Regions from separate parts of the Homo sapiens genome. Here region 1 is linked to region 2. A link is an interaction called in ENCODE POLR2A ChIA-PET data of the cell type or tissue named here. Cell type or tissue: MCF 10A. All regions are shown on one strand. Each heading gives the region's core, and the rest is flanking DNA. Links, peaks and the distances in the headings are about the cores only. Region 1 holds the start of LOC102724357 (a long non-coding RNA gene). Region 2 has its middle 37 kb from the start of THBS2.

Region 1 (15,951 bases), core at 6,843-11,842, 230 kb before region 2:
TCAAGGAACTGAAAGCTACCATCAGACCCAGCAATTCCATAATGGGCATATACCCAAAGGAAACTAGATGATTATAACAAAAAGACACATGCACTTACATGTTTATCACCACACTCTTCTCAGTAGCAGAGACATGGAATCAACCTAGGTGCCTATCAAGGTGGACTGGCTAAAGAAAATGTGGTCCATATATACCATAGGATACTATGCAGCCATACAGAGAATGAAATCATGTCCTTTGCAGCAACATGGGTGGAGCTGGAGGCCATAATCCTAAACAAATCAACACAGGAACAAAAATCCCAAAACTGCATTCTCTCAGAAGAGGGAGTTAAACAATAAGCACCCATGGATATGAACATGGCAAAAACAGACACTGCAAACTACTGGATGGGGGGGAGAGGGAGGTGGAAGAGGTTAAAAAACTACCTGTTAGGTACCATGCTCACTACCTAGGTGTAATACACCCATGTAACAAACCTGCACATGCACCCCCTGTATCTAAAATAAAAGTTGAAAAAATTATTGTTTTGTTAATGTACTGTTTTTATGATTTTGTTGAATTGCTTCTCTGTATTTTCTTGAAGTTTACTGAGCTTCCTTAAAACAATTATCTTTAGTTTTTTAGTGTTTTCTTTTTTCGGTCAGGCACTTTGTATAGCTCAATTTTTTAAGGATGCATTACGGGGAAGTTACTGTGGTTATTATCTCAATGCTGATATGCCTCCTGTTTTTCATGTTTCTTCTCCCCTTCTGTTGACGTGTGAACATTTGGTAGAGGAGTCCCCCACTGCAGACTTCACAGGCTACATTTGGTGTGAAAAACCTTCTCCTACTTGGGGAGTGGGTGTGAGAGCACTGGTTGGGTGGAGCGAGCAGTTATGGTGCCAGCACAATGCAACCGTGTGTTCTTTATTCGGTTTTCTCTGTTTAGGTTGGTGTTGTCAAAGATTGCAGGGACACTCAGCGGCCAACACCGTGGATGTCTCCTATGGCAACAAGGGTTGTTGGGATTTTGGTGGTGATGGCTGCTGTGGTTCTTCTGATCTTTCTTCTCCCACTGGAGAAGTTGTGCCTGAGAAGGTCCCTAAGCACGGGGTCTGGCTTATAGGCCTACTTGTGTTGGCAATGGCACCAGTCTGACAAGTGTGACAAGTCAGACAAATGTCTGACAAGTGGCACCCATGGAGCAGCAACAAAGCAGAGGCCTAAATCCGGGACGTGGATGGAGAACTATGGCTCGGTGGTCCTGGATGGTAACATAACTTGTGCCTAGAGCATAGGCACGCTTGCTGCCTTGTTGGTGACAGTACATGAGGTGTAGATGCTTGTGAAACAGCCTAATTGATGAGAACAGGAGCACAGGCATGCATAGAGCAACAGTGATTCCGGGGTTTGGACAGGGCCAGGCTTTTTATGGAGTCTAGCCCGTTGCCCAGAGCGTGGGAACATGCCAAGAGACCTTGGCTCTGCTGCTTAGTATGGAAATTCGCTCATCGTTGTGGTGGCTTGATGTTTAACATGTGGGTACGCACCATGCAGCCTCATCAGGGTCTGGAAGGTGGACACTTGCAGGGTGGCCGTAGCTCAAGCATCCGGGCGAATGCAGGACTGGGAGAGGCGGCAGCCGTGGTCCCGAAGTAGCATAACAGAGGCTGCTTCTTGACAAGAGCTGTGCAGCCACATCCCCCTCTCTGCAGTTCCCCAGTAGAAGTGGCTGTTGGTTACCTCAGTAGCAAAAGATGCTGGTGTTCTCCGTGGAGCACCACTGGGGACCATGATGGGTCCTGCCACGTGTCTAATCCTCCACCTTTCTTCTTTGTTCTATGTTGTCTCCTGACATTCCAGGTTTGCCAGTCTTACCAGCAATCCTTTCTGTGTGGATATTCTCTGCTATTTTGTTTCACTGTGTTGTTGCTAAAGATTGTTTAATGGGCCCTTGAGCTTTCCCAGAACTATTTTGGTTTGTGAACAGGTGTTCATATTTGTTTTTTTGCGGAGGGATGAAGGTTGGTATCTCCTGTTCCTGGTGACATCCCAGACTCTCTTAATCAGACTTCCTACCTAGATCCACATGCATTTCTGTTAAATGGAAGAGAAAACATACAATAAATTACTGTGGTTAAGTAGGTTGTGATTGTTCAAAGAAAGGAAGTGGGATTTTGCTCCACTCTCAATTTCTACCATCTTGGTCCAGCTCTCATAATTTATCTGAAATATTGTCATGATTTCTTCTCTACTATTGCTTTTTATTGTAATTCAAAGTCAGGAAATGTGATCAGTTCAGCTTTATGCTTCTTAATCAAGATTGCTTTGATTATTTGGGGTACTTAGTATTTCTATACAAATTTTAGAATTGTTTTGCTATTTCTTTAAAAAATGACAATGGAATTTTAATACAGATTGCATTGAATCTGCTTATTATGTTGATATTTTAACAAAATCATTCATCCCAATTCATAAACATAGAATGTATTTACATTTATTAGTATATTTAAAAATTTTTTCAACAAAGTTTTGTAATTTTTAGAAGTGTTTTACCTCTTTAGTTAAATTCATTTTTAAGTATTTTATTATTTTTGTTGCTAATGTAAATCGGAATTTTTTTAAAAAATTATTTTAGTCCTATGTAAGGGAAGTTCACTTTACATTTAAAGTGAGTCTCTTATAGAGCTCATATCTCTTGATTTAGTCAACAGTCTATTTAGTCACTCTCTGTCTTTTGATTGGGGCTCTAATCCACTTACATTTAAAGTGAGCGCTAATAGGTAAGGACTTACTAGTGCCATTTGGTTTTTGTGTGTGTGTTTTAAAATTCTTTTGATCTCTTTCTCTTGCTGTTTTATTTTGTTGTTTTATTATTCTTGTAGTAGTTTGATTTGACTTTTTCTCTTTATTTTTTGTGTATCTGCTATATATTTTATCTTTCTTTTTTTGTGTTTTTTTGTTTTTTTGTTTGAGATGGAGTCTTGCTCTGTTGCCCAGGCTGGAGTACAGTGGCACAATCTCATCTCACTGCAAACTCTGCCTCCCGGGTTCAAGCAATTCTCCCGCCTCAGTCTCCTGAGTAGCTGGGATTACAGGCACTTGCCATCATGCCTGGCTAATTTTTGTATTTTTGTAGATATGAAGTTTCACTATGTTGGCCAGGCTGGTCTTGAACTCCTGACCTCAAGTGATCCACCCACCTCAGCCTCCCAATATGCTGGGATTACAGGCATAAGCCACTGTGCCCAGCCTCTACTATATATTTTCTTTTTGGTAATCATGAGGCCTGTTTAAATCTTGTATTTATTATCCTCTAATTTAATTTGGTAACAACTTAAGTTCAATTATACACATAAACTTTATACTTTTATACCCACTCCCCCAATTTGCTTTCTTGATGTCAGAGTTTACTTATTTTTACATTGTAAATGTATTATCAAATTTTGGTGGTTATTATTCTTAATAATTTTGTATTTTAATTTTTACTTTAGGATTATGTGCGTGTCGCACACACCACTGCAGTGTTATATTATTCTGTACTTTACTATGTATTTACCTCTGTAGTGAGCTTTATAGTTTCATATGCTCGCATGCTGCAGGCTAGCGCATTCTCAGCTCCATTTAAGGACTCCCTTAAGCATTTCCTGTAAGGCAAGTGTAATGGGAAACAAATAAAAACAAACAAACAAAAAACCTCTTTTTCATTCTTTCTTTGTCTGGGAAAGACTTTTTATCTCCTTCATTTTTAAAGAGTATCTTTGCAGCATATGTATTCTTAGTTGTCCTTTTTTTTTCTTTCAGTACTTGGAATACATCACCTCACTCTCTCTGGGCCTGTAAAGTTTCTGTTGAGGAACTCATTAATAAACTTACTGAGGTTCCCTAGTATGTGACAAGCAGGTCACTTTTTTTTTTTCTGCTTTTAAAATTCTTTCTGACTTTGACCTCTGGCAGTTTAGCTATAATGTGTTTTAGTGTAGTCCACTTTATATTCTACCCTCTGGGGTCCTGTAGGCTTCTTGAGCCTGGATGTCTATTTCCTCACTGGATTTGCAGTATGTAATATTATTATTATTATTATTATTATTATTATTTTATTTTATTTTATTTTATTTTATTTTTTGAGACGGTGTCTAGCTCTGTCACCCAGGCTGGAGTGCAGTGGCGCGATCTCAGCTTACTGGCTCACTGCAAGCTCCGCCTTCCGGGTTCATGCCATTCTCCTGCCTCAGCCTCCTGAGTAGTTGGGACTACAGGCGCCGGCCGCCACCACGCCCGGCTAATTTTTTTTGCATTTTTAGTAGAGATGGGGTTTCACCATGTTAGCCAGGATGGTCTCGATCTCCTGACCTCGTGATCCTCCCGCCTCGGCCTCCCAAAGTGCTGGGATTACAGGCGTGAACCACCACGCCCGGCTATTATTTTTTAAATAAGTTTTATGCTCCTTTCTCTTTCTCTTCTCCTCCTAAGACTCTCAAAATGTGTGCATTAGTTTACTGATGATGTCCTGTAAGTCCTTAGGCTTTCTGAGTTTTTTAAACAGTTTTTACTTCCTTTCCCATCTGAGTGATTTCAAATAGCCTGTCTTTGAGTTAGCTGTTCTTTTATTCTGCTTGATTTAGTTAATATCTGCTGTTGAAGATCCTATTGAATTTTTTGTTCAGTCATTTTATGCTTCAGTGCCACTTTTTGTGTTTGGTCCTTTTTTATGTTTTCTATTTGTTTGTTAACTTCTGACTTTGTTCTTGTATTGTTTTTCTAATTTTTGTTAAATCATTTATCTGTGTTCTCTTGCATTTTTCTAAGCTTCTTTGTAACAATTACTTTAATTTTTTATAAATTGTAGATCTCCATTTTTTAAAATAACTTCTGGAAGTGTATCGTGTCCCTTTGCCAGTGTTATGCATCTGTATTTTTTGTGTTGTTTATATTCTTGCACTGGTGTCTGCACATGTGAATAAGCAGTCACCTCTTCTAGACCTTATGGGCTACTTCAGTAAGGAAAGGCTTTCACCTGAGGGGAGAGGCGTGGGCATGTCTACTGAGAAGGGCGTGCAGAAGCACGTTATGGCACTGGGTCTGGTGGTGTGCAGGGCACCGGGTGGCTCTGCGTCACGCAGTGGCTCTAGCTCCAGAGGGTCAGGTGGCAGCTCAGCGACTCAGGCAGCTGGGATCTATGACACTGGCCATTGCGTGGCCCTCAGTGCCAAAAGCTGTTGGGGAAATCCACGGTGGCTGTGGGGGCTTCAGCATCACGTCTAGGTCTAGTTGTCTAGTTGTGATTGCCTCCAGGAAAGCAAGCCCAAGGGCTGGCGGTGGGAGCTGTATGAGCGTGAGCATGCATGTGATAGTGGTGCAGGGGCTGCTGGTGGGAGGGACATTTGTGGGCATGGACAGTGGCTGTCCTGGGTTTGAAGCCACAGCACCAACCGTCACACTGGCTAGGGCAGCACCAACCGTCACACTGGCTAGGGCAGCTCCAACCGTCACACTGGCTAGGGCAGCACCAACCGTCACACTGGCTAGGGCAGCTCCAACCGTCACACTGGCTAGGGCAGCTCCAACCGTCACACTGGCTAGGGCAGCTCCAACCGTCACACTGGCTAGGGCAGCACCAACCGTCACACTGGCTAGGGCAGCTCCAGCAGTAGGGGAAGGGGAGTGGTGGCTTAGGCATCTGGGGTCTGTAAAGGCAAAAATGTGAGGGCCCTTGGTGGTGAGATCTGTGGGGAGTCTTTGTCAGCTGCAATGGCTGTTGGCTTTCCCAGGGAGAAATTTGCTGGAGTTCCTATGGAGCAGTCCACTGGGGTCCACAGCAGTGAACACTATGGGGTCTTCGGCAGTGAACATGATGGGAGGTCCATGGTGCTTGCGAGGGCTGTTGCAATTCTAGTGGCAAAGGCTACTGGGTCCCCTGCAGAGCGGGCCATGAGGCACTGCCCTGGTACCCACTGCATTGCTGATACTAACAGGCACTTTTCTTCTTTATTCCTAGCTATATTCAGATGTGTCAATGATGAGGATTTCCCCAGTTATCTAGGTGGGTTGAAACAGAAGCAGGTGCTTCAGGCAGTGCCTCAGGAAGCTGGTCACTCACGCTGCTGCCTTTTTGCCTCATGAGGAAACTCACAGGCCAAGGAACTTCCTCCCGGTACTGAGCTGTGCCAGCCTGGGGATGGGGTGATGCAGGCAAAATTACACTGGTCCCCCTACCCTTTCTGTGAAGTTATTCTCTCTCTCCTCTCTCTCTGTCTCTGTCTCTCTGTCTCTCTCTCTCTCTCTCTCTCTCGTTCCACTGTGGTGCTGCAACTTCTTGACTTCTGAACGTTCCCAGGGTTATGTTAGCTTGTGAATAGCTAATTGTTGTTTTCTGTTTGGAGGTGCAAATGATAGGGTCTTCTACTCTGCCATCTTTCTGATGTCAGCTTCTGCTCTTTTTATTGTTAACCTTAATAAAATCAGTTTCTAGTAAATGCTTGTGTTCATTTCTGGAATGATGCATCTGCCTGTTTATGCCACTACACCATACCTGTAAAATTATTCTCTTTAAAACATATTATAATATCAAAAACAGATAAGCCAAAACTTTATTATAATTTTTTGACGTTGTTTTCCATAGCTACCACCTGTCTATTAACTTTTGGTCAAATTAATGGAGCACTCTAGGCTTCAGTTTGTATATTTGTGTAATAAAAGGACTAAACTACAGCACCTCCAAGTCTCATTTCAAGTTTATTCTTCTGCAGTTCTTTGAATCTACTCTTTCTACCCTGGAAAAAAATTATTACTTTTTAAAAATTGATATACAAAAGGGAGTATATTCATAAAGCCTGTACCTTGGGGCCTGGGACACTATGTGAGTCTCCATTTTGCCTTTTAACAACTCAAGGCTTTGCTTGCTGGGCAAGTTTCCACTTCAAGAAGAAAAGAAAATGATAAATGATGGAAAAAATCTAATTTAATTTTCTTTAAATAAATGATTTGCCTGTTGATTCTGTATTCAAGGTATAAAGTTGGGGATAAAGTTTACAATGTTTTATTTTCCTCTAAAATACAACCAAATTTTGAAACTATTTCCTGTTGAAACACATGTGTACTTTTAAAAATAATCGTCACGGCTGGACACCAAAGATTGATAGCGGTGTTCTTAAAGACTCGTTTGAAAGAAAGTGAATGAAGTCAGTCTCCCAGCCCATGGGATTTCCCTAAATGTAGAGCAACCTGGCTAAAGAATATCCTCACCAGATTGTATTGTTTTGCTTCCTGGAAGTTGAAGCACAAGCTACTGTATTGCACGGAGATGTGAGTTTTAGAGTTTTTAGTGTCTGGAAAGGTGGACGGATTTAAATCAGCGGTAAGAATGTCTTGGAGCTCAGGCATTTATCAGGATTAAAGTAATCCAAATGGGTTTGATTTGTGCTTAATAGGCTGGATCCTGGTTTAAACTGCAGATGTTCAAAGGGGAAAAAAAGACTCATTTTTCTTATAGTTTATGTTTCGTTAAATTTATTGAAGAACCAACTGTAAAATAATTCCACCTTCAGTGGAATTCAAGTTCTGGAGCAGTCAATGGACAAAATGTGGTAATCTTGGGGTTTGTTAATTTATACAAAACGGTTGGAAAAAGCTTCCCGATAACACAGCTGGTCTGAGCCTCAGACCTCACTTGTGAGCCCCAGAGCCCCTGTTCATCTCCATTATAGCGGTTCAACATTTTATCTATCATTTTTGCTAGCTCCTCTTTGAAGTTAGGGCCATAATTTACAACAGAAATGGAAAGCTCACAGACACAGAGTGAATAACGTCTCTGAATTTGATTTGGGGCGCTGGCGACACACGCCTTGATGACGGGAACGTTTTGGTAGAATGTGAAGAAGGCAGCGCATTGCGCGTTTCCCAGCTGGGCTGTGCCTCTGATTTGCGGGTGTCGCCTGTGGACCCACAGGCCTCCAGCCTGGCGCTCCCTAGAACTCGTCCTCAGAGCAGCCGCCCGAGGCCGTTTCCACCCAGTCCCCTCTACTCCAGGCCTTCTCACGAGCATCAGACCTGCTCCCGTTCTGTTCCTCCCCCGCCTGCTCCCACCCTTTCTTCCCTTCATTTTTCAGGTATTACGTTCAAATCCGTCTCCGCGGTTTCTAACTCCAGCTTGACATCTGTTTCCCAGAGGATGCTGACAAACAGGATATGAATTCAATAATGTCCATTTTTCTAAGCTAAATTCTCTGTTTTGATGATTATTCCCCTGAATTTTATATAAGGTGATAAACAGTAAAAAACTGTTTACTTTCCAGACACTGTGATTAGATACATTGTATGTCATTAAGGTTTAGCAATTTTTCCATTTCAAACGCTTACATATGATATTACTATAAAATCTTTGGTTACCTTAATTCTTGAAGAAATATTCAGTAGCCTGGAATCACGTATTTACCAATTTGAAGAGCTGTTGAGTAACGTTAACCATAGAAAAGTCGATGTGGGGCCAACATGCACAGAACCTCGGGGTCTCACCAAAGAATTGGAGTGGAGTGAAGACAGTTAGTGAAGAAAGAAAGAAAGAAAGAGAGAAAGAGAGAAAGAGAGAAAGAGAGAAAGAGAGAAAGAGAGAAAGAGAGAGAGAGAGAGAGAGAGAGAAAGAAAGAAAAGAAAGAAAGAAAGAAAGAAAGAGAAAAGAAAGAAAAAGAGAGCCCAAGGTTTAGCGTGAACTTAACTTGGGTTTCATTGTTCAACGTCTGGTAGAAAAATGTTCCAAACATGTATTCCTTTACTGTTTAAAAAGGGGTGCAACTCATTTTAACAAATATAATTTCTATGGCAACGTCTTGATTACCCACCCTAACATTTAAACTCTAAAATTGCCTTATTGTTTAAGACGAAGAATATGAAATGACTCACCTTATTTAATAATATTATTGATTCTGCATGTTGACTTCAAAGAATATTTGATCATGTTTTTGGAAAAGAGAACTCAAGATACTTTGGGACAGAATTTTTATTTCTTTTTTATGCATCTTTATTCTTGGCTGAACTCAGAACCTTAAAAATAATACTTATATGCCTGTGGTTACCCTTTATGCAGTATTTTTTTTAATATAAATCAACTTTAGCCCACTCGTTACCCCCCTCCAAAATTCGTTTCCACTTGACTTTTCCAAGTCATCCTTTCCAAAGTGGCCACTTTCCCCGCTCACACCTTTCTAAATTGTGGTTCCATTATTTAAACTGGGTAATGTTTTCTTAGCTAAAGACTCATTTGTGCAAAATACATTTACCAAAAATAAGTTCTTAAGAAAGCAAAAAGGCTTCAACTCACACTTTTTCCAGGATGTCTATAATTTTTTTAGGGTCTATCAATTTTACAACTAATATATTTTACTCCATAATCTCTTCCAGATATTTTTCATTAAACTTTTACTCACAGTGATTCCATGTCAATTTCTGTTTTCAAAACTTCATGTGAAATTCATAATTCTCTCGCATACAACCCAACACAATGCAGGGTGAATTGCAAAAGCAAATTTCCTTTTGACTTGTTTTGGTTAGTGTTATAGCTTCTCAAATGCTGAAATAACAGTTGAAGTATCTCTCCATTCTGGTATTTTCAGTAAAATGAGCATTTATTAGTCAGGAAGTCTCCTAGATAGTCACATCTTCTGATGCCGATGTAGTAAGAAAATTTTATGTTTGCATTATCTGGATCTAAGATGTGTAATGGAAGAAAAAAATTCGTATTTAAAGCAGTGCTTATTTTATCAGTATTTCCATCATCTCAAAGTTTTGGTTTAATACTAGGCACCTAGAAAACGCTTTAAGATGACCTTTCACATTTTTGTATCTTCCCTGATCACATGGCGTAAAAGGCATAACTGGCACAGGAAGAGAGCAGACGTGGGGCCTGGTCAGTGCTGATTATCAGCAAGTGCAATGTTATTAGGACATGGCCAGTCTAAGACGAAGAAACTGGTTGATATTTATTCAATAACTTTTATTTGGGTATGTGCTGTGTGCGTGGCTCCCTTGCAAGTCCTTGTCTCCTAATATGGAGTTTAAGGCAGTAACATTTCATTTTAAAATGTAGAATGAATTTCTAGTATAAAATTTAACCATGGAATGCCATCAAATATATGCACCCCCCCCCCCCCCCCCACACACACACACACAGGAGTGGTTACGGATCGAATCTCTGCACTGTTCCGGTGTCAGGACAAAGTGGGACACAGCATGAAGCCTGTGCGCTTAATTGCCATCTGCTTCATAAATGAACGAACAAAGGAATCTATGAGCGTGTTAGCAAAAGTATTTTTCCAAGTGATGTTAATGTGGCATCTGTTGCCAACAAATATTTTGCATATGATACAATCTATGCAATCACAATGGGAGGGATCAAGAGGAGCCAATCACAATGGGAGGGATCAAGAGGAGCCAATCACAATGGGAGGGATCAAGAGGAGCCAATCACAATGGGAGGGATCAAGAGGAGCCAATCACAATGGGAGGGATCAAGAGGAGCCAATCACAATGGGTGGGATCAAGAGGAGCCAATCACAATGAGAGGGATAAAGAGGAGCCAATCACAATGGGCGGGATAAAGAGAAGCAGACATGGAGCCCTGCAAACTTGGCCTAAACATTGCTCTCGGTGTTCTAGCATCATAATGTGACTTTTCTTTTTAACCACAGTTTGTTGTTAATTTATAAAGTTACACTAACTTCCACCTCCGATACAGAGCTTCTAAAAGAATCAAAGTATAAAATATATGTGGTTGTAAAAAAGTGCCTTGTAAATTCTAAAGCACTAGAGAGTAAGTCATATTCTCTCTCTCTCTTTTTTTTTTATGACTGCTAGAGGTCTTCGTTGGTACCGAGTTGCTATTGCTCTGAAATCTTTCAATGGAGTATGTTAAAACATACATTAGAATATAGAAATATAAAAACATACATTAGAATATAGAAATACAGAAACAGATTCCTTTGCTCAATTTGGTTCACATATGAGATTTCTGTTCTTTCATTAAAAGCTCATTTCCTACACAAAATTAACATAATTACTTATATTTTTATCCTACAATGATATTCTGAATTGATTTTGCAAAATACTTAAGACCTGTCTTCTACCTTGGTAAGTAAAAAAAAAAAAAGTTTGTATTGTTTCAGCATAATCTGTAGGTATCTACGCAAAACCTACTCACGAGGCTAACTTCAGAAGGCTCATTTTCACCTCCCTATAAATCTGATTTCCTTTGTCCACTGACTCAGGCAGTTCCAACCCCCATTTTATAAGACACTTTCACCAAAGAACCAAAATGTCAGACCAAGTAAACAGCACCACGGATCACTTGCTTGTCATAAACGCAGCCAAAATGGCATTGCTGCTACAATGGCTATTTAAATCTGCTGTTTTTCTTCCCTAGATAAATCTAGAAAAATCACCATGTTCTTTGAGGGAAGCTGAGAGGGAAAACCAAAAAAGTACAAAACCAGATTCAGAAGAGAAAGGAAAGATTATCTTGAGTGAGGTTGTCCTCCAAAGACAACTCTTGGCAGAGGCTGGTGGTACGGGGAGACGTCAAAGCCTCCATGTTCAGGCGTCCAGGGTCCCAGCCTCTAAAACGGCTTCTGCCATCCATGGCCGCCAGACATTATTTTTGACTAAATTCCATACTTTTTTATCTGAATTGGCTTTTGCACATGAGACAGGCAAAGGGTTTAAAAATAGTTACACCATAGTCCATTGACTTCTCATTTTTATCACTTACACGGATAAGTCATTTTTAAAAATCAAGGGTATCTTTTTGATGTGCACCTAGCATTTGCGTGAGGGTGGTGTGTTAACACTGGAAAATAGGGCTAATTCAGACTTCCTTGTTACCGGGCCCCAGTTTTTAAGTGATCTGGAAGTCCTGAGTGGATTGTGTATCCACTGAGCTACTGCCCATTGTCTGGTAGTTCTCAGAGGACCGTGCAGAAACTGATAGGAAGTGAAATACTATTTGTGTTCGCTTGTGTAGGTGAATACATCTCCAGGATGAGGCCACCCATTTTGGCTTCCACTAACCCGGAGGAACCTGGAGCAAGGAAACCAAAGGAAGTATTCAGGAAGCTTCAGATTTGACTGCTGGCATTATAGGCAAGAATTACACACACATGACTTACTGTTCACTATTGGTGAGAACTCGTGTTCTCATTTCGGGCAATGTTTAGAATGAAGCTCCATTAAACATGCTTGCTCCGAGGAATATCCTTAGAACGGCCATGCTTCTTATTGTGATTGTTATGTTATTTTAAGGTAATTCTTGCCTTTTGGCTGGTTGATTGCATTCTTTAGTTTGAGGCTATGCTTCTGACCTCATTACTCCAATGTCCATCTGCGTCAGCGTCACCTTGACAACAAGAGCAGGGGATGCGTCTTGCATGAGTGGGTGGCCAAAGAGACAAACCTCTGGCTTTCTGGGAGCTCCTAGCGTTCTCCTTGAAACCCTTAACACATATGTGTTTTCTCTGCTCTACATTAGATCTCTAGACTTATCCTACAAAGCTGAAACTGTACTGTTTGACCTACAACCTCCCATTTCCCAGGTGTTCATTCCTGCTCCTTACACTGGTAATTTGCCAAGAGAGTAAATTTTAGGTTACCTTACTGTGATGGTTAATACTGAGTGTCAACTTGATTGGATTGAAGGATACAAAGTATTGATCCTGGGTTTGTCTGTGAGGGTGTTGCCAAGGGAGATCCACATTTGAGTCAGTTGTCTGGGAAAGGCAGACCCACCCTTAATCTGAGTGGGCACCATCTAATCAGCTGCCAGTGAATATAAAGCAGGCAGAAAAACTTGAAACGAGAGGCTGGCCTAGCCTCCCAGCCTACATCTTTCTCCTGTGCTGGATGCTTCTTGCCCTTGAACATCAGAATCCAAATTCTTCATTTTTGGAACTTGGCCTGGCTCTCCTTGCTCCTCAGCCTGCAGACCGCCTATTGTGGGACCCTGTGATTGGGTGAGTTAATACTTAATAAACTCCTCTTTTACATATACATCTATTGCATTAGCTCTGTACCTCTAGAGAACCCTGACTGATACACTTACCATGCCCGCACACACACAGCAACTGTGTGAAATGATGTCCGCATTAATTGGCTTGACTGTAGTCCTTGCTTCCCTATGAGTGTGCATGACCAGATCACTGGATCCAAACAGCGTGTCACACACCTTAAATACATGCAATACAGTAAATTAAAACTATGACGTTCCCATGTGTTCTTAGCATGATGAAAAAGAAATGCCAGATTCACAGTGTGTTTTCTGGGGAGAGCAAAGAGGGGAAATTTATGTGCCAAACTGGAGTCCCTTAAAAGAAAATGAATTTCAGATATTTCAGCCTGCTCTCACCAGGAGGGGTTCTCTGCTAATAATTGTGAAGGAACGCGATAGTCAGAGGCACAGAGGGCCTGAGTGCAGCTTTAATAACTTTGGACAGGACCTGGGTCCTGAGCGTGAGTCACGCTGAGGTCGCTGTGAACGGCTGAGCCCTGGGCTGTGAGTCAGCCCCTCGAGGCGCATGATACAGCTTCAGGCTCCACCAACAGTAGGTGCTTAGAGACTCATGGGCTGCTGGGTTATGACCGAATGAATCAGCCTGAGGGAGAAGATGGTTTTACGACAGAAAGTGGGACTGTGGTGCCAATTTTCTGTTTGAGTTTTGTGTGTCTACACAGTTTGACAAAAATGGCATTTTATTTAAGCATTGTGCACATTTCTTAGAGAATCCGAGGTGACCTATCTTGAGAAAAGGAATTCAAGCTGGACCGACCACAGACCTCGTGCTAAGCATTGGAATCATTGCCCTGCCAGATAGCATTTCAACATCTATTTCCATCCTTCTTCACAATATTACTTTTAACTGATGTCAAAATAAACAAGCCTAGGAATATCCAAGCAATTTGTTCTCAGAGCGCCTGGTGTCCAGTTCAGTGCCTGGACTGAGTCAATAGCACTGTGAGTGATAACATTCTTTATACTGTTAACCAAAAAAAAAGATAGGTTCCATGATTTTTTGTGCCCCACGTATTAATACATGGTTGTAGCAATTATTTTCATGCACAAGGACTGTGCACCTACCTGTGTTTTTGATTCTGCATTAAGGAACCATTCATATCAAATGTTATAAACCAGGGAGCTGGGTTTATAGTTAACATACACACATGCACACAAAATAACTGTCAACATTTAAGCAAGTTGCTTACAGATTAAAACTATGTTGACAATAATCGCAAATAGAGTACTATTGACACCTCAGAAGGACTTCTGTTGCCCTCCTCACCCTCCCTCCCTTCCTTCCAGAAGGTGACCCCTAATCTGAGGGCCAACGCTGCAAAGCGGCTCTGTCTGTTTCAAAGCTGAGCACACGTGGTGTCACGTGACACATGGTCTTTTGCGTCTGACCCCTTCTAGTCTGCATGATGTTTGTGGCATTCATCCATGTCCTATGCAGTAGAGAAGATGCCATTCCTGTAAAGTAACTCATTGTAAAAAGAGACACCGTTACTTATTGATACATGCTACTGCTGATAGACATTTGATGTGTTCTCAGTTTGAGGTCATAATGAATAAGACTTCTGTGAACATACTTGATATGGCTTGGCTCTGTGTCCCCACCCAAATCTCATCTCAAATTGTGATCCCCATGTATCGAGGGTGGGACCTGGTAGGAGGTGATTGGATCGTGGGTGCGGTTTCCCCCAGGCTGTTGTGATAGTGAGGAAGTCTCATGAGAGCTGATGGTTTAAAGGTGGCGCTCCTCACTTGGTTCTTGGTTCTCTCTCTCTCCTGCTGCCTTGTGACGAAGGTATTTGCTTCTCCTTCACCTTCCTCCATGATTGTAAGTTTCCTGAGGCCTCCCCAGCCATGCTGAACTGTGAGTCAATTAAACCTCTTTCCTCTATAAATGACCCAGTTTCAGGCAGTTCCTTACAGCAGTGTGAAAATGGATGAATACAACACCGTGTGCTTCCTTGGTGCTCATATGCACGTTTATGATGTCTGATGTCGCGGCAATGAATATGTCTTCACAGGACGCCAGCTGCAACCATCTGCAATCCACTGCTGCCTTAGTGTGAAGGCTGCACTGCCTGGGAGCTGTTCCTCAGCAACATTCACGTGGATAGGAAGGCTTAGCGGAGCCCGTCCTTGGGGAGGCGCTGGGCTTCTCTGACCGCTGGCTTTGGCCTTGGGGCTCTGCAGCAGCAGTGGCAGTCTCTCAGTCTACAAAGAGGTCCAAGATGCATCCTCCCAGCCTCCTTTCTCTCTGTCCTCCTCTGGGGTAGAACTCGAGTCCCAGCCTGGCCACTCTCCCACATTGTTTCCCTTGCACAGGCATTCCTCCTTGTAAAATCCTCACCCAGTTAATGTCAGTGTGGCCTCTGCTCCCCGGAGCCCCGGACCACCCAGGGTCCTGCCCAGATCCTCTTAGATTCCATGCACAGCGTGCGTCTGTGGGTTTGCTGCTTGGGGTCCACACCACAGACCTCATGAGAGTATCCAGAGGCTGTGGAACAGGGTGTCCCATCGGGAGGGAGGAGTGCTTAGGAATCCAAAGCCCCAGATGAGTCTGTGGCCTGGGAGTGACCGGGCAAAAGCCCCTTGCACTCGCCTCAAGGCAGGACATATCCCGAGACGCAGTTTCTACTTCAGTGCCCTTTGACAGATCCGGCTGAGGCTGGGACTTCACCTGAAATCCAAGGTTTGAAGAGAATGGCAGGAGTTTGAAGTTGTTCCTGAGAATTAGGGAGCGAATTTTGACCAGGGAATCACAGCTAGGGAGAGGCCAGAGCTAAGGACCCACTTGGCGCTGTAACTGGGGGCATCCCGAGAGCCGCACTCACCCGAATTGAACCAAACGCATCAGGACCACAGTGTGTCTACATTTCAAAAGTACCTTATTCTTATTGACACAGCAGATTTGTACACAA
Region 2 (15,951 bases), core at 7,413-12,412:
TTGTTTACATGTGCAACTCCCTGAAGATAAAAACCTGTTAGATTCATTAACTAATTACTGTCTACTATGTGCATAATATGCTGTTAGAAGTTAAAAATATGCATATTTTAATTTATATTTTAAATATAATACTAAAAACATCTTGTACTACAGGAGTGTAGGAATATTACTAAGAATTAGAAAAAGTAGAGAAACAAAGTCTTTGTGGCAGGAGGCCAGCCTGGCTTCAAAGACTTCACAACTGGAAATAACCCTTAAAGGTGGTGATGTCCTCCACAGGCGACACGATGGGAGGAGAAAAACGCATGAACCAGGGACAGACAGACAGGTGTGCATGGCACATCCAGGCAACAGGATGCGCAGGTGTCCCCAGGACACAGGTGAATGGGAGGGCATGAGGAGATGAGGCTGTGGCAGCAAGACAGGCATCGAAGGACGTTGTACGCAGAGGAGCTGAGCCTTAACCATGTCACCCATGGGTTCTGGGGTTTGCTTCTCTGTGTTAATATCTTTGGGTTTTTTCAGATGTGTAATACGTACACATGGTAAGAAATTAAAAGCAAATCCAAAAGCTATGTCTGTGAAATGTAAGAAGGTAAGAAGGGAAGCCTCTCTCCCAATAAGCACTCCTGAATGTAAGTTTCTCATTGTCACACTTTCTTTCTCCAGGAAGCAACCGCTACTGCCAGTGTCTGGTATGCATCCTCTCAGAGGTGATGCACATACACACACACACACACACACACACACACACACACACAAAACCACACACACACATACACAAACATACACACATACAAACACACAAACACATACACAAAAAACCCACACACACACACACAAACATACACACATACAAACACACAAACACACACATACATATACAAACACAAACATACACAAGCACACACACGCACACATACACAACACAAGCACATACACAAACACAAACACATGAACACACAAATGCACACACATACAACACACACACACATAAATGCACATACACAAACATACTCATATATACATACATACACAAACACACATAACCACACAAAAACACACATACACACACATACACAAACACAGACACACACATACAATCACACACCTACACAGGCACACACATAGCCAAATAAAAACACACAAACATACATGTGGATGCACATATAAACATGCACATACACACACACATAAATGCACAAACACACTTAACACAAGCACACATGCAAACAAACACATGGACACACAAATACATATACACATACACACCTAAGCACACAAATGCATGCACACACACATTCCCATAAATAGTAGCACACTGTAGACAATTTTTTGCAATGGACCTTTTCACTTAACAATCATGTCAGGTTAGGTTTCCCTGACCTAAACTCAATAAGTGCTAATGCATAATTGATGTATTATGATGGCACTTGGACCAGGCCTGGTGGGTCGCACCTGTAATCCCAGCACTTGGTGAGGCCGAGGAAGGAGGATTGCATGAGCCCAGGAGTTCAAGACCAGCCTGGGAACATAGCGAGACCCTGTCTACACACACACACACACACACACACACACACACACACACACACACACACAAAATTAGCAGGGCATGGTGGTGTGCACCTGTGTTCCTAGCTACTTGGGAGGCTGAGGTGGAAGAATCGCTTGAACCTGGGAGGTCAAGGCTGCAGTGAGCTGGAGCCCTCCAGCCTGGGTGACACAGCAAGACTCTGTCTCAAAAAAAAAAGAAAAATTGTGCTCCCTCCAAAATACAGAGAGGAATGGGAGAGACAGGACAGGAAAGCAGGAACGCCATGCAAGGCTGTAATTCCAGGTGAAGTCCTACAGCGGCAAGATAGGCTATATAATTTGCAAAGCTCGATGCAAAACAGAAATTTCCCCTGCTGAAGAATCACTGAGGCAGTGAAGGCAGGGCCTGAAACTGAAAAGGGCTTTTGTGGTGCTGACTGTGACCACACACACGCTGCAGCCCCTGAGCTGACCGTGCCTGGCTCTGATTCTGCAGAGGAATCCTGGACACGAGTGGCACCTCTGAGCGTGTCCCTCACTTGAGGCAAGGGGCAGGGTTTTCACAGCTCACACTGATTGATCAGTGCCAGCTCAGGGCCCCTGCCAGTGCTCTCCTGCACTGCCAGCTCCAGAGTCCCAACAGGAGCCTCTTCTAGAGCAGCAGGTGCTGGCTGTGAGGGCAGAAGCAGAGTGAGCTGACCAGCAGTGCACCAGACATGGGGGAGGAGTCTGAGGAGCTCAGGGTCTGAGCAGGACAAGGGCAGTGTCTGTCACAGCTGTGTATCCTGGAGACCCCCCCATATCTGTACAGAAAGCATCGTGCATTATTTGCAGTGATTGCAAACTTCTGTTCAACCAGTGACCCCACTGATGGGCCTTTGGATGTTTCCAGGCTTTTGGTGGCATACACCATACTGTGATGATTATCCCTATTTTTGTGTCATTTCACACTTATGACAGTTTTGTCATAGGATACTGGACCAAAGAGTATGAGAATTTTTTTTAAATTTCAATAGCTTTAGGAGTACAAGTGGTTTCTGGTTCCATGGATTAATTGCGTGGTGGTGAAGTCTGGGCTTGTAGTGTACCCATCACCCAAATAGTGTACAAAGTATCCACTAGATAATTGGAAGAAATCTAGAAGCAACACATTACCCAACTTCAAATTATACTACAAGGCTATAATAACTAAAGCAGCATGGTATTGTTATAAAAGTAAATACATAGCCCATGGAACAGAATAAAGAGCCCAGAAATAAAGCCAAATACAACCAACTGATCTTTGATAAAGAATAGAAAAACATAAATTGGAAAAAGGACACCCTATTCAATAAATGGTGCTTGGAAAACTGGGTAGCCCCATTTCGAAAACTAAAACTGGATCCCTATCTCAGGCCATATACAAAAATTAACTCCAGATGAATTAAAGACTTAAATCTAAGATCTGAAGCCATAAAAATTGTATAACGAAACTTAGAAAAAAACTCTTTTAAACATTGGTCTGCCAAAGGATTTATGACTAAGATCTCAAAAGCAAATGCAACAAAACCAAAAATAAATAAATAAAGTTGCCTCTATCAGCCTCAGAGAAAATATATTTGGAAACCAACTTACAAAAGCTATTGAAAGCTATTGTTTCATAAACAGAGGGAACACAGGAGTCAATGATGCTTACACTTTATGAACCTCACTGCTATTATATTTTAAGATGTTCGCCTGGAGTTCCATTAAGAGAAAAAGCAGCTCTGAAGATCACATTGGAAGGTTTCATCTGACAGGTGAGGGCAGTCCCTTCAGGATGTTCCCATAAAATGAGGCACAGAGAAGATGAGGAGGCCCAGACACATTTCTCATGGAAAACTGTCTTTATGAGTTAAAGACACACAGAATAAGAGTAAACATGAGCATTAAAGAGCAATTACAAGCACCTAAAACTATAAAAGAGAAATATCAATCTGCAACTCCAAACAGTTCAGCCACTGGTCAAACATTGAAGATGAGAGTGTGAACAGTGGATGTGTCTTCATTGATTTCCCTTTTAATTTTATTCTAAGGCCTGGAATGCACCACCTAGGGGAGACATTTGATTAAAAATGTATTTATTCTTAGTATGTAAATCGTGAAAATGTTATTAGTCAACTATACCGTATTGTAAATTAATCTAATTATATTGTTTTATTCCTATTTATCAATTTATGATCAATATTATGCTAAAGCGACCAGGAAATAGAAGCATACATTAATCTACGTGATTGTGTGGATAAATCAGATAAGTTGATGTATTATTAGGAGTATGATTACTTTCTGTGAGCCATGATTAGGTCAGACAGAGAGAAAGGTCCAAATAACATTTGCTTACATGGAATACACTTTCTTTTTTCTCTGCCTGCAATGTTGGGTACGTGGCCTAGGCTCCTGTACTCCCCGGTGTGTGTTCTGGGGCTGCTCTGTCTCAGTGATACGCCATGTGTTGACTCAGTTCCCAAGTCTGCCTCGTGCTCCAAGAACATGCCGGCATTCCACCCTGCAGGAGGGACAGCAGAGGGGAGAGGGCAGACCGCTTTCTTTAAGAATGCATCCCAGAAGTTGATATTGTATTTCCACGTATATCTCTTTGATCAGATCTAGTACAGGGTGAGTATCCCTAATCAGAAAATTTCACATTCAAAATGCTCCAAAATCTAAAACCTGAGCACCAACATGACTCTCAAAGGCAATGCTCATTGGAGTATTTCAGATTTTGGACTTTCTGATTTGGGATGCTCAACTGGTAGTATAATGTAAATATTCCAAATTCCAAACAAATCCCAAACCTGAGACATTTCTGGTCCCAAGCATTTTGGGAAAAAGACACAACATATACAAAGCCCTAAGTCCCTGCAAAGGAGGCTGAGAACTGTAAACTGCATTCCTGGTAGACATTTGTCCATGGTGTTAATTTTCCATGGCTGCTGTGACAAATGACCCAAATGTGTTGGCCTTAACACACTTATATCTTATAGTTCTGGAAGTCAAAAGTCTAAGATCTGTTTCTCAACTCCAAATGCTCCCTCCAGAGTCTCCTGGGGGCAAGTGTTCCCTCCAGAGTCTCCGTGGGGGCAAGTGTTCCCTCCAGAGTCTCCGTGGGGGCAAGTGCTCCCTCCAGAGTCTCCGTGGGGGCAAGTGCTCCCTCCAGAGGCTCCATGGGGGGCAAGTGCTCCCTCCAGAGGCTCCAAGGGGGAAGTGCTCCCTCCAGAGGCTCCATGGGGACAAGTGCTCCCTCCAGAGTCTCCGTGGGGGTAAGTGATTCCTTCAGAGGCTCCCTGGGGACAAACGCTCCCTCCAGAGACTCCATGGAAGGAAGGGCTACCTCCAGAGTCTCCATGCGGGCAAGTGCTCCCTCCTGAGGCTCCGTAGGGGCTTCGGAGGCCCTCTGGGGACAAATGCTCCCTCCAGAGACTCCATGGAAGCAAGTCCTCCCTCCAGGGGCTCCATGGAGGCATCTGCTTCCTCACCCCTTCCCACTTCTCAGGCTCCTTGGCTCATAGCCCCTTTCTCCACCCCCAGTCCAGCAGGGTAGCATTGAGTCTCAGTGGGGACCGCTCCCCACCCTGTGCTGTCAATATCCTTCCACCTGCCTCTCATAAAGACACGCGTGGCTGCTTTTAGCCCCCACGTGTGTTAGCCCCCATGTGTGTAACCCAGGAGAATTCCCCATCTCAAGATCCTTAATCACAAAAGTCTCTTTTGCCACGTAGAGTAACAGACACAGGTTCCAGGGATTAGGACCTAGGTATCTTGGGGACTGTTATTCAGCCTACTAAGTCCACTAGAATTATTTGGGGACTGAGGAAGAAGAAGCCGGGAATGCTAGAGCTCCAGGGGCTTTTGCTGCAGAGAGGAAGCTGGAGTCTGGGGACGAAGGCCGGGCAGAACTGGAGAGACGAGGTGGGGACAGGAAAGACCCCTGGCCCTGACCCTGTCCTCAGCCACCCTCCCTCCTGTGCAGGGAGAGCTTGCGTCCCTCTGGAGTAGGAGGCTGTGTGGAGAAGCCTCTGATGAGTGAGGAACAGGATGTGCCAAGAGAAACCTCCCCTGAGTCACTGCTCTCCTCGGCACAGGGCCGGTCCTACCCACTTGCCACGTCTTTTCCAGAAAGTCAAGGGATAAAGATTAATATTTCACGATGCCTTTGAAGCAGCCAGAATTCCACACAGCGCCCCTGCCTGCCTAGGCCTTCTTCTGACTCTTCAAAGTGGAGCGGACACGAGTCCCAGGCCCCCTGGAGGCAGTGGCCTGGAGGTCTTGCTCTCCCTTTCATCTCCATCCAGGACGGGGACAGCAGCTGCCCCTTGACCCCCTCGGCCCTCCTGTTCCTGGTCACTGCTGGGTGAGCCTCTGCTTCCAAGCAATTGGGGACCCGGAGCTTGTCACCAGTTTGAGTACAGGGATGTGAGTACCGTGGAATCTATCCACAAGCCAGAGCCAAGCTCAGTGGGAACAAATGGCTGGAGTGCTTCAAAGACAGAACATTTTCTATCATTTTCCTCTCGTGGGGCGTCACCCAACCACACTGCGCTATTGCATTTGGGGCAGATGCAAAGGTGGCCCTCAGCTGCAATGTTTAACCTCATGCGAGGCAAAGAGGTAAATCTCTCTTCCTTCATAAAAGAACACAGAAAGCAAGTCAGCGCACTCTCCAATTGAACAGACTTTGAGGACGAGACTCATCTACAGTGTCTTATTTTCTCATTGCTCTGTGTGGTCTACGTTCTGAGGAAAGGAGAGTGAGGTCATGTTATAACCATTTGCAGTTCCATCTTTCCAGAAAAAAGGAAAAGTTATTTCCTGCTGAGTGTCTAGAGTCCTCAGCCCCAGGAGGGGAATCTGATGGAAAATTTGACACAATAAATAATTAATCTTATGACGTACAACAAAAATTCTAATTCCAGATTATCCCTGAAACCCAATGTTATTGAAAGTGTCCCTGGCGTCATCAGCATGTACGTGATCCGGGACTCTAGGCATTGGTTTGCCTGCGATTTCTCCACCTTACACATAGAGCACAGCCCAAGCATGTGCCTCCCGCGGTTCTAGGGGCTGAGCACACCCTGGACTGAGATGGACAAAGCCGTTCTCTTCCGCTGTTTAGGGCTGAGTCATTGAGCAAGTGATTACACGTGGAGTAAACGCTGGGGGTAAGCAGGTGCGAAGGGACACGAATCCAGAATGCATAAAACCAGTTACAACAGCACATGCCATTTCATTCTGATCCACAGGTGTTCTGATATACCCATGACTCAAGGCTCTGCAGAGATAAAGCGAGAACAGAGCTGTTATTCATTACATATTTGATTTAAAAGACTCTTTAACACAGTTCCAACATGTTTATCTTCCAAAGGAAGAGAAATCTTGGACGGCATAAGTAGCCCGTGGTTGAATTCCCTCCGGCATCCCAGGCTCTGCTGTACAAAGTATCATATTCCTGGCTAGCCCACCTCCTGTCCAAACCGCCTCCACCAACCAGCTCTCCTCATTCCTTCTGGTCAGGCCCTTGGGCTTGCGTTTTCCAAGCCACAGATTTCTGTATGAGTTATTTCCTTCCCTAAACCAAGCAGAGCTTGCACCATTACTGGGTTCTGCCACATCATCCTGATAGAAAATAACTCCTTGAAAACAACCCCCAGCCTTCTCTGATGCCCAGGAGACTAATGGGTACTCGGCTTAACACTTGGATGACAAAATAACCTGCACAACAAACCCCCATGGCACAAGTGTACCGATAGAACAAACCTGCACGTGTGCCCCTCAACTTAAAAAAACAAAAGTTAAATTTAAAAAAAGTCTTGTGAGGGCCGGGAGTTGTTTCATAGCATTATTGTCTATCGGCATGTCGCAGGGAAGAGCGGGAAGGATGGGAACTGGAGGAACTTGCCGAAGGCCACACAGCTCGTGTGGGATTTTCATCCCAGCCCTCCATGATCTGGGTTGCTTTCAAGTTCGTTTCAGTGAATTTATGTAAATCATCTGTTTCTCTTCCCTACCACACAACTACCAGAATATACATATCATTCAAAAACAGGTTTCATTGAGCATAGATCTGGTCTATTTGGTTCTTTAAACCTCGAGTGGCTGTTCATTGGCCAACAGATGAACAAGAGCTTTCTTAGAAGAACGCTTAAGAATCTTTACAACCTGCCACCACCAACTTGAGTGCCTGTGTCCTCGGCGCATGAATTGACTTGCTGAGCTGCAACCTCTCTGGTCTTTCTTCTGTGCTGTGCGGCTCCCTCCCCCTTGAGCCTCTTCCCCACTCCCAGGCCCACTCATCTGGTTTCCACTGTCTTGGCCTTCAAGACTCAGCTTACTGCAAATTCCTCTAGGAAGCGCCTCCCTGTTCCGAAAGATGGGTACAAGTGCCTGTCTTCATCCCTCTGGCTGCTATCACAAAATACCATAGATTGGGTGGCTCCTAAACAACAAAAATGTGTTCCTCACAGTTCTGGAAGCTGGCTGGGAATTTCAAGATCAAGGTGCCAGTAGACTCGGCGTCTGGGCGGCTTCCTTGTTCATAGATGGTAACCTCTGTGTGCATCCTCGCATGGCAGAAAGGGCAGAGGAGCTCTCTGGGACTCTTATAAATGCACTGATCCCGTTCATTGGGTTCCATCATCATGACGTCATCACCTCCTGAACGTCCCACCTCCTAATGCCATCCCCCTGGAAAGAGGGGCTTCCAACACCTGGATTTCATGGGAATACAGACATTCAAGCCACTGAGTGCCCCTTCTCTGCACTTCACAATACCCTACGTTCTCCAAACCTCGGCACCTGCTATGATACATCAAGCTGCTTCCTTCCTTGTCTGATATAGGGACTGGGCCATCAGTCTATTCATTTCCTAATTGCTGCCCTGCTTACCCGTTCATCTTCAATGTCTTGTTTACGTTTAATTTTCTAAACTTACCTCCTCATTATCTAACAAACGTCCACCCCTCTTTCCAACCCCGCATGCTGCCCTTCTATTACGAAGATGATCACATCACGATACCCTCTTGCTCCCACTTTGGGAAGAACTTCTGGTTCTTTGCTAACATGCATGTCACTCCTGGCCAGGCTCTGCACTGGTCCTTCAGCGTCATGGCTCAGCTATGGGCCCACATTCCTCTCAGACTGTGGCCACCTTGCATTTTCATAAAACCAGGGCTGGTGACTTCTGACCCTGGCAGGAATTGTGTCCCAGGAATTATTAACCCTGCCCTGTGCTAGGGCACTCCCTGAAGGCGGGCCCAGTGAGAATCATGCGGAATAGTTTATTCAGACTGTGGGGGGCAAAGGTTTAGCTGAGGGCATCTAAGAATATGATTTAAAAAGTGCTGAAAATGTTTAATCAACATGAGAACATGACCACTGTCCCTTCAGTACTGACTCGCCCTCATCCTCTCGTCTTCTGAGCCCACACTTTGTCTTCTGGATTTACCACTGACCTTGTGTGAGGCCGGGACAGCAGAAGCCATGGCTCCCAGGGCCTCTGACACCCCTGTCACTGGCAGGGGCGCCTCCCCCGTGTTTAGGTTTTATTGTGGAAGTGCAAAGCCCGCTCTGACTGCTTACCTTTGTGTCATTTTATCCTATGACACTCATTTTATCCCATGTGGTCGGTCTCATTGCTGTGCTTGGAGTGGGGACAAGGCATTTAAAGCAGGAATTCATTGCATGATGGTGATGAAAAGTCTTCTTTCCTTTTCATAGCCTTTCACTTCCTCATTTAAACCGTTTATCCCCTGCAAAGCTAAAAATCAGTAACACGCTTCTCAGTACACTCCAGCTTCAGTGATCACCCTGTGCTGTGAAAACATTGTGTATCAGAGGGATTGCACCCCATGAGCTCATTCATATTTACACAACATTTTTAGATTTAGATGCCATCCTCAGGAGCAAGGTATTTGCCCCAGAGATTGCGTCTGGGAGCGCGGGCCCTGCAGAAGCATGGAGAGCGGAGGCCTTTGTACCAGGACATCTCACAGGCCCACTCTGCCTCAGTGGTGTTGACCCAGAGCTCACCCCCAGCCCCCGGCACCCTGCAGCAAGAGGCCATCCTGGTTGTGCAATCAGCCTTGTGGAAGCGATCTCCTCACTCAGGAAATATGATCCAATCTCCCTCTGCTAGGTGACTCATCTCCAGGCTTTCATCTTCTTGACAGGCAGGGTTTTGTCTGTAGCTGCCTCAAAATATTCTTTCCATTTCATCATAGTTTAATATTTTATAGACTTGTGTTCTTCAACAAGTAATTAAAACCATCCTTAGCCTCTCAGGATACAAGTCCATTGAGAAAAGTCTGATAAGATGCTTCCGGATATTACACACGGCCATTGTATGTGCTCAAACATTTTACGTTACTCATCTGACATCTAAGTTTGACATTTAAACTTTAAAAGGGGGGCTTTATTACCAAACAACTACTAAAAATGATTAAAACCTTCAAAGGAGTTACCAATAAGAACATTGTATAAATATGACTAAATCAGATGATTTTATTCCTTTATTGCAGGATAATAATTAGAATTAGGTGGATTGAAGTCAAAATCCCAGAACAAAACATATTCTTTGCTCTCATGAATTTCTTACAGTTTAAATAATTTTTGCACTGATGTCAACACCATTTCTAAGGTGAAGTTTCCTTACATGAAAACAAAACAGAAGAGTTCCACGATTTCAAACATTCTACAAAAATTTCCTCAGTACAGATATATTTCATAATCACCCAGATATACTCCAATGTGTGAATGATTCTTAAGTCAAAGAAATAGCATCAGCTCAAGCTCTAATTCCCTTTTCTCATCTTTTGAACTCTCAATGCTACTCTCCATGGTGGCTGTTTAAATCTGTATCTTTCCTAAAAATAACTCAAAGAATCCACGTGTAAGAAATGGACTTTGTGTATATATATGTATATTTGTATATATATATATGTGTGTGTATATATATATTTGAGATGGACTCTCACTCTTGTCACTCAGGCTGGAGTGCAATGGCATGATCTCGGCTCACTGCAACTTCTGCCTCCTGGGTTCAAGTGATTCTCCTGCCTCAGCCTCCCAAATAGCTGGGATTACAGGTGACACCACCATGCCCGGCTAATTTTTTTGTGTTTTTCATAGAGACGGGGTTTCACCATGTTGGCCAGGCTGGTTTTGAACTCCTGACTTCAAGTGATCACCCGCCTCAGTCTCCCAAAGTGCTGGGATTACAGGCATAAGCCACTGCACCCTGCTCTGGACTTGATAGTTTTAATGGAATATGTCGAGGTATAATTGACCTACTGTGTAATGCATATATTTTATGTGTATAGTCAATGAGTTTTGACAAATGATATGCAGAATTATCACCACCACCATCAAGATACAGAGCATTTCATCACCCAGACATGCTCACGTGCCCCACTGCCAAACTCCCTGACAGACTTGGCCCCAAGAAAATACTGATTTGCCATTGATCACTATACATTCATTTTTCCTTTGCTAGATTTTCTTATAAATTGAATTATACAATATTTGACCTTTTGTTTGGTTTTAACTTTAAAACCTTTATTGGTGTATGATGAAAATAAAATAATCAGCATATATTTATATTGTACAATTTGATTAATGTTGGCATATGTGTATCTATGAAACTATCAACACAACCAAAATAATGAATGTAGCCATCATCCCCAGAAAGATTCCTCCTGCCTTTGTGTCTGTGGCCCTTCTCCCTGGCACCTCCCTGCCTCCCTTAAGCCTTCGGAAGTCACTAGTCCACTTTCTGTCACTGTGGCTTGCTTGAATTCTCTGCAGTTTTATGTGAGTGGAATCATACCATGTGCGCTCTTTCCTGTCTGCCTTCTTTCCTCCAGCATGCAACTATTTTGAGATTCATTCATGCTGTTGAAGGTTTCAGTTGTCTGTATTATTTTATTGCCAAACAGTATTTCATTCTACGGATATTCCAAAATCTGTTTACCCATTCACCTTTTGATAAAATTTTTAGCTGTTTCCAGTTTTTGACTCTCACAAATATAGCTGCTATGAATGTTTACACCCAAATCTTTATTAAGGCAAACCTTACATTTCTCCTGGGTAAGCACTAAGGGTCAGAAAAACCAGACAATCTGGGGAGTGGCTGTTTAGCTTTTGACAGAACTGCCAAACTGTTTTCCAAATTGATGGTATCATTTCACGTTTCCGATAGCAGTGTGTGGGAGTTCTAGTGACTGACTACACGTTCTCAGCAACACTTCGGCCAGTCTCTCCAGTTATAACCATTCTCACAGGTGTGTGGTGTCTTTCTGCATGGTTTTAATTGGCATATCTCTGATCTTTAATAATGTAGAGCACTTCTTAATGCACTTTTAAATGCAGTGAGCTTGAATATACGACAACAAAAACTTCCAAACTAAAATGAAAATAGGAAAACAAATGAAAACTGGAACAGAATATCAAAGGACTTGGGAATAAATTTAAAAGATTTTATACGCATATCATTAGACTACTAGAAGGAAAAGGAGAAACTGGAGAAGAAATATTTGAAATAATAATTACCAAGGATTTTTCAAATTTAATGACAGACATTAAACCACAGATCCAGAAAGCTCAGAGGACACCAAGGATAAATATTATAATAATAACAATTAATTATAATAAGGTGAATACATAAGCATATCATACCTAAGCTACAGGAAATCAAAGACAAAAAAATGTCTTGAAAGGCATCAGAATCAAGAGACAGCTGATCTGCATGGGAACAAGAATAAGACTTACAACAGAATTCGCTTTGAAACTATGCAAGCAAGACAGTGGAATGAAATATTTAAACCATTGACATAAAAAATATATAGTAAAAAGTATACTACAAAAGTAAAGGGGAAATAATTAATTTCCTAGACAAACAAAATCTAAAGGATCCATCACCAGCAGATCTGTGCAAGAAATGTAAGAAGTTTTTAAAGAAGAAGAAAATTGATACAGATCAGAAATTGAATCCACCTAAAGAAAGGAAAAGCAATAGATAAGGAATAAATGAAGGTAAAATAAAATCCTTTATTTTTCTTTGTTTTAACTAATCAAAAATATAACAATATCTTTTAAAAAATAATAGTAGCAATATATCAGGTATCGATAGCATACAGATAAATGAAGTGAACAAGAATGTTATAAAGGGCAGAAGGAAGGTATTAGGAATATTTTATTGTAAGTTAACTACACTATCTATTAAGTCATACAGTGGTATTTGAAGGTGGACTTATATTAGTCAGAAATACACATTGCAAACCCCGAGACAACAACTAATATTTTTAAGAGAAGCATAATTAATATACTAAAGAAAGGTAATACGATGAAAAAGTTTAGTCCTATATCTGGAAATCTTTACTAAATTTAAATTTGTGTATTAAAGTAATAATGACCTGTTTACCCAAACATTATAGATGTTTAAATATTTCCTTAATGCATGTAAATTGAGATACAAAGCTTTTTCACAATATACATGTATAGCAGTTTGCTTTAATTTTTTGAAGTAGGGTTTAATGAGTATTTTTAGAATCATGCTTACATCAGTCCCATATAAACAGAAATTGCTGGGTCTACTAAATCCACAGTAAACCTGATTGAGGCTGCCCATGCATGCTTCGACAGGAATCCAGTACACAAACAGATTTCATCAGCATGTTCAGTGGAACTAAGGTCTTCTTAGAACTGTGCTTCTGAAAGGCTAAATGCACTGTTAGTTGTTTAGGCCAAAGTTGCACAGGTCTGTTCAAAGACTTCCTTCTTTGCCTGTAGTCCATACTTAGGGGCCTCCTGTAGGTTCTCCACATAGTGCTTACCTTTTCATTTTGCAAAAACCACTTTTAGCATATTTGAACTATTTCTCTGTACTAACAAAGTCCTCTGGTGCTAGGCAGTTGCTGCCCTGGGAAGCTCCTGAAAAGTATGAGGTCAATGGCCAGAACAGTTTGGGGGGCAGTTTGGATGGTGTTTCTTGCAACCCCTGTGCCTTGAGGCATTCTTGTTGGTGTATTTGCTGGAGTATGTTCACTGGGAGGAATCCGTATTCTGGTCTAGTGGCTTGATGTTGTGTTGCATGGATCATAAATTAACGATGATGGCCACAGTGGCTGGCCGGGGGGCGGGTAGGGGTTTCTCCAGCATCTTCCTTTTCTTCAACTTTATTCTCTTCTTCAATTTCAACAGGTTTTGCCTCAGAGGTGTCCTCATTCTTTAAACAGTCGTGTCTGCTGCCTTCCACCTTGAAGGCTCTCTGTGTTTCACATTTTCATTAGCAAGTTTGCTAAATACTATCGTGACTTGCAATATAGAAGACATTGATCATGTTTTTGAGAAAGTGTCCAGCACTATCTTTATTGTTGTCATACAAAAACACTTTCAAAACTTAATTATTGGGCCGGACACAGTGGCTCACGCCTGTAATCCTGGCACTGTGGGAGGTGGATCACGAGGTCAGGAGATCGAGACCATCCTTGTTAACACGGTGAAACCACATCACCACTAAAAAAATACAAAAAAATTAGCCAGACGTGGTGGTGGGTGCCTGTAGTCCCAGCTACTCGGGAGGCTGAGGCAGAAGAATGGCATGAACCCGGGAGGTGGAGCTTGCAGTGAGCCAAAATTGCGCCACTGCACTCCAGCCTGGGTGACAGGGTGAAACTCCATCTAAAAAAAAAAAAAAAAAAAAACTCAATTATCCAAATGGGCAAAATTGGTCAGGTGCGGTGGCTCACACCTGTAATCCCAGCACTTTGGGAGGCCAAGGCAGGTGGATCGCCTGAGGTCAGGAGTTCAAGACCAGCCTGGCCAACATGGTGAAACCCCATCTCTATTAAAAATACAAAAATTAGTTGAGAATGGTGGTGCATGCCTGTAATCCTAGCTACTCAGGGAGCTGAGACAGGAGAATCACTTGAACCTGGGAGGCAGAGGTTGCAGATTGCACCATTGCACTCCAGCCTGGGTGACAGAGCGAGACTCTAACTCAAAAAAAAAAAAAAAAGTGGGCAAAACCAACTATTTCATGGATAATAGCTTTATTATCACCCAAAGCTACTGATTCATTAGCTTTGATGAAACTTAATAACATTTGAGAGTTTTACTCTTAGTCTGAATTCCAGTTGTATCATGTATAAAGAACAGTAAGAGTCCACAACATGGTCCTGCTTGTCATGCTTCTGGGCTATTCTCAGATGATGTTATGTGTTCCTAGATTATGGAAGGAGTGGGGGCAATAATGGGATAAACATGGCCAACTCTACTCTGGGAATCAACACTCCTATTTCACAACTGAACAAGTGTAAAAGAATAGAAACCATACAGAGTATGCTGTGAGACCACTGTGGAATTAAACAAGAAATTAATAACAAAAATAGCTTAAAAATACACAAATATTTAAAGAACATACTGGGTTGAACAGTGCACCCCCAAAATTCATGTCCACCTAAAACCTGTGAAGGTGACTGCATTTGGAAATAGGGTCTTGCAGATTTAGTCAAGTTAAAATTAAGTCATAGTAAAACCTAATCCAATTATTGTTGTCCTTGTCAAAAGGGAGAAATTTGGACACAGACACACAGAGGGAAGACAGTCACGTGAGGATGGAGTTGGAAATTGAAGTTATGCTGACATACATAGAGCATTTCTTTCAGTAGCTGCAGAATAAACTTTTCAAAAGCACAAGGACACTTATAAAATTTTATCATACACAGGACAAAATTTGATGTCTTAATACATTTTAAAATATCAAAGTGGTACACAACATAATTTTTAACCAAAGTGAAATGAATTACAAAATCAGTAACAAAAAGGTAACTTGGAACTCCTAAGTGTTTCCATATTAAGCATCAGAGTTTCCAAACAACCCTCATGTATTAATCAGAGTTTTCTAGATAAATAGAACCAACATAATTGTATAAGTTCATTCTCACTCTGCTATAAAGAACTACCCAAGACTGGGTAATTTATAAAGAAAAGAGGTTTAAATGACTCAGAGTTCCATAGGCCTGGGAGGCCTCAGGAAACTTACAATCCTGGCAGAAGGGGAAGCAAACATGTCCTTCTTCACATGGCAGCAGGAAGAAGAAGTGCTGAGCAAAGAGGGAAAAGCCCCTTATAAAACCATCAGATCTCGTGAGAACTCACTCACTATCATGAGAACAGCATGGGGGAAACCACCCCCATTATTCAATTAACTCCCACTGGGTTCCTCCCACAACACATAGGGATTATGGGATTACAATTCAAAATGAGATTTGGGTGGGGACACAAAGTCAAACCACATCAATGATGTATATATTAATTACAAGGTATTGCCCGTGTGATTATTAAGGCTGACATGTTCCACAATCTGCTCTGTGCAAGCTGAGACCCAAGAAAGCCAGTGGTGCGGTG

What was found. ChIA-PET counts read pairs that join two places held together with the same protein. Peaks named below come from ENCODE experiments on the same cell type or tissue, not always from the same donor. Only the 100,000 strongest peaks of a DNase experiment are listed, where the experiment ranks them.
Region 1: POLR2A ChIA-PET joins it to region 2 with 5 read pairs; 3 of 35 experiments call an interaction of 5 or more read pairs at or near these places.

The regions. Positions count from the first base shown.
Region 1 is chr6:169,057,194-169,073,144 of GRCh38, forward strand. It overlaps LOC102724357 (a long non-coding RNA gene), which reads left to right and starts at 10,593. Exons shown (of 2, transcript NR_134619.1): 1 at 10,593-10,789; 2 at 11,996-12,231. RefSeq lists an enhancer at 12,621-13,820. In MCF 10A, for the core only: no CTCF peak of the experiment used is centred there; no DNase peak of the experiment used is centred there.
Region 2 is chr6:169,283,153-169,299,103 of GRCh38, forward strand. It overlaps the pseudogene VTA1P1. Among named protein-coding and RNA genes, the nearest start is that of THBS2, 37 kb to the left of the region's middle. RefSeq lists an enhancer at 1,612-2,113 and a silencer at 9,538-9,738. In MCF 10A, for the core only: no CTCF peak of the experiment used is centred there; a DNase peak (open chromatin) is centred at 9,659.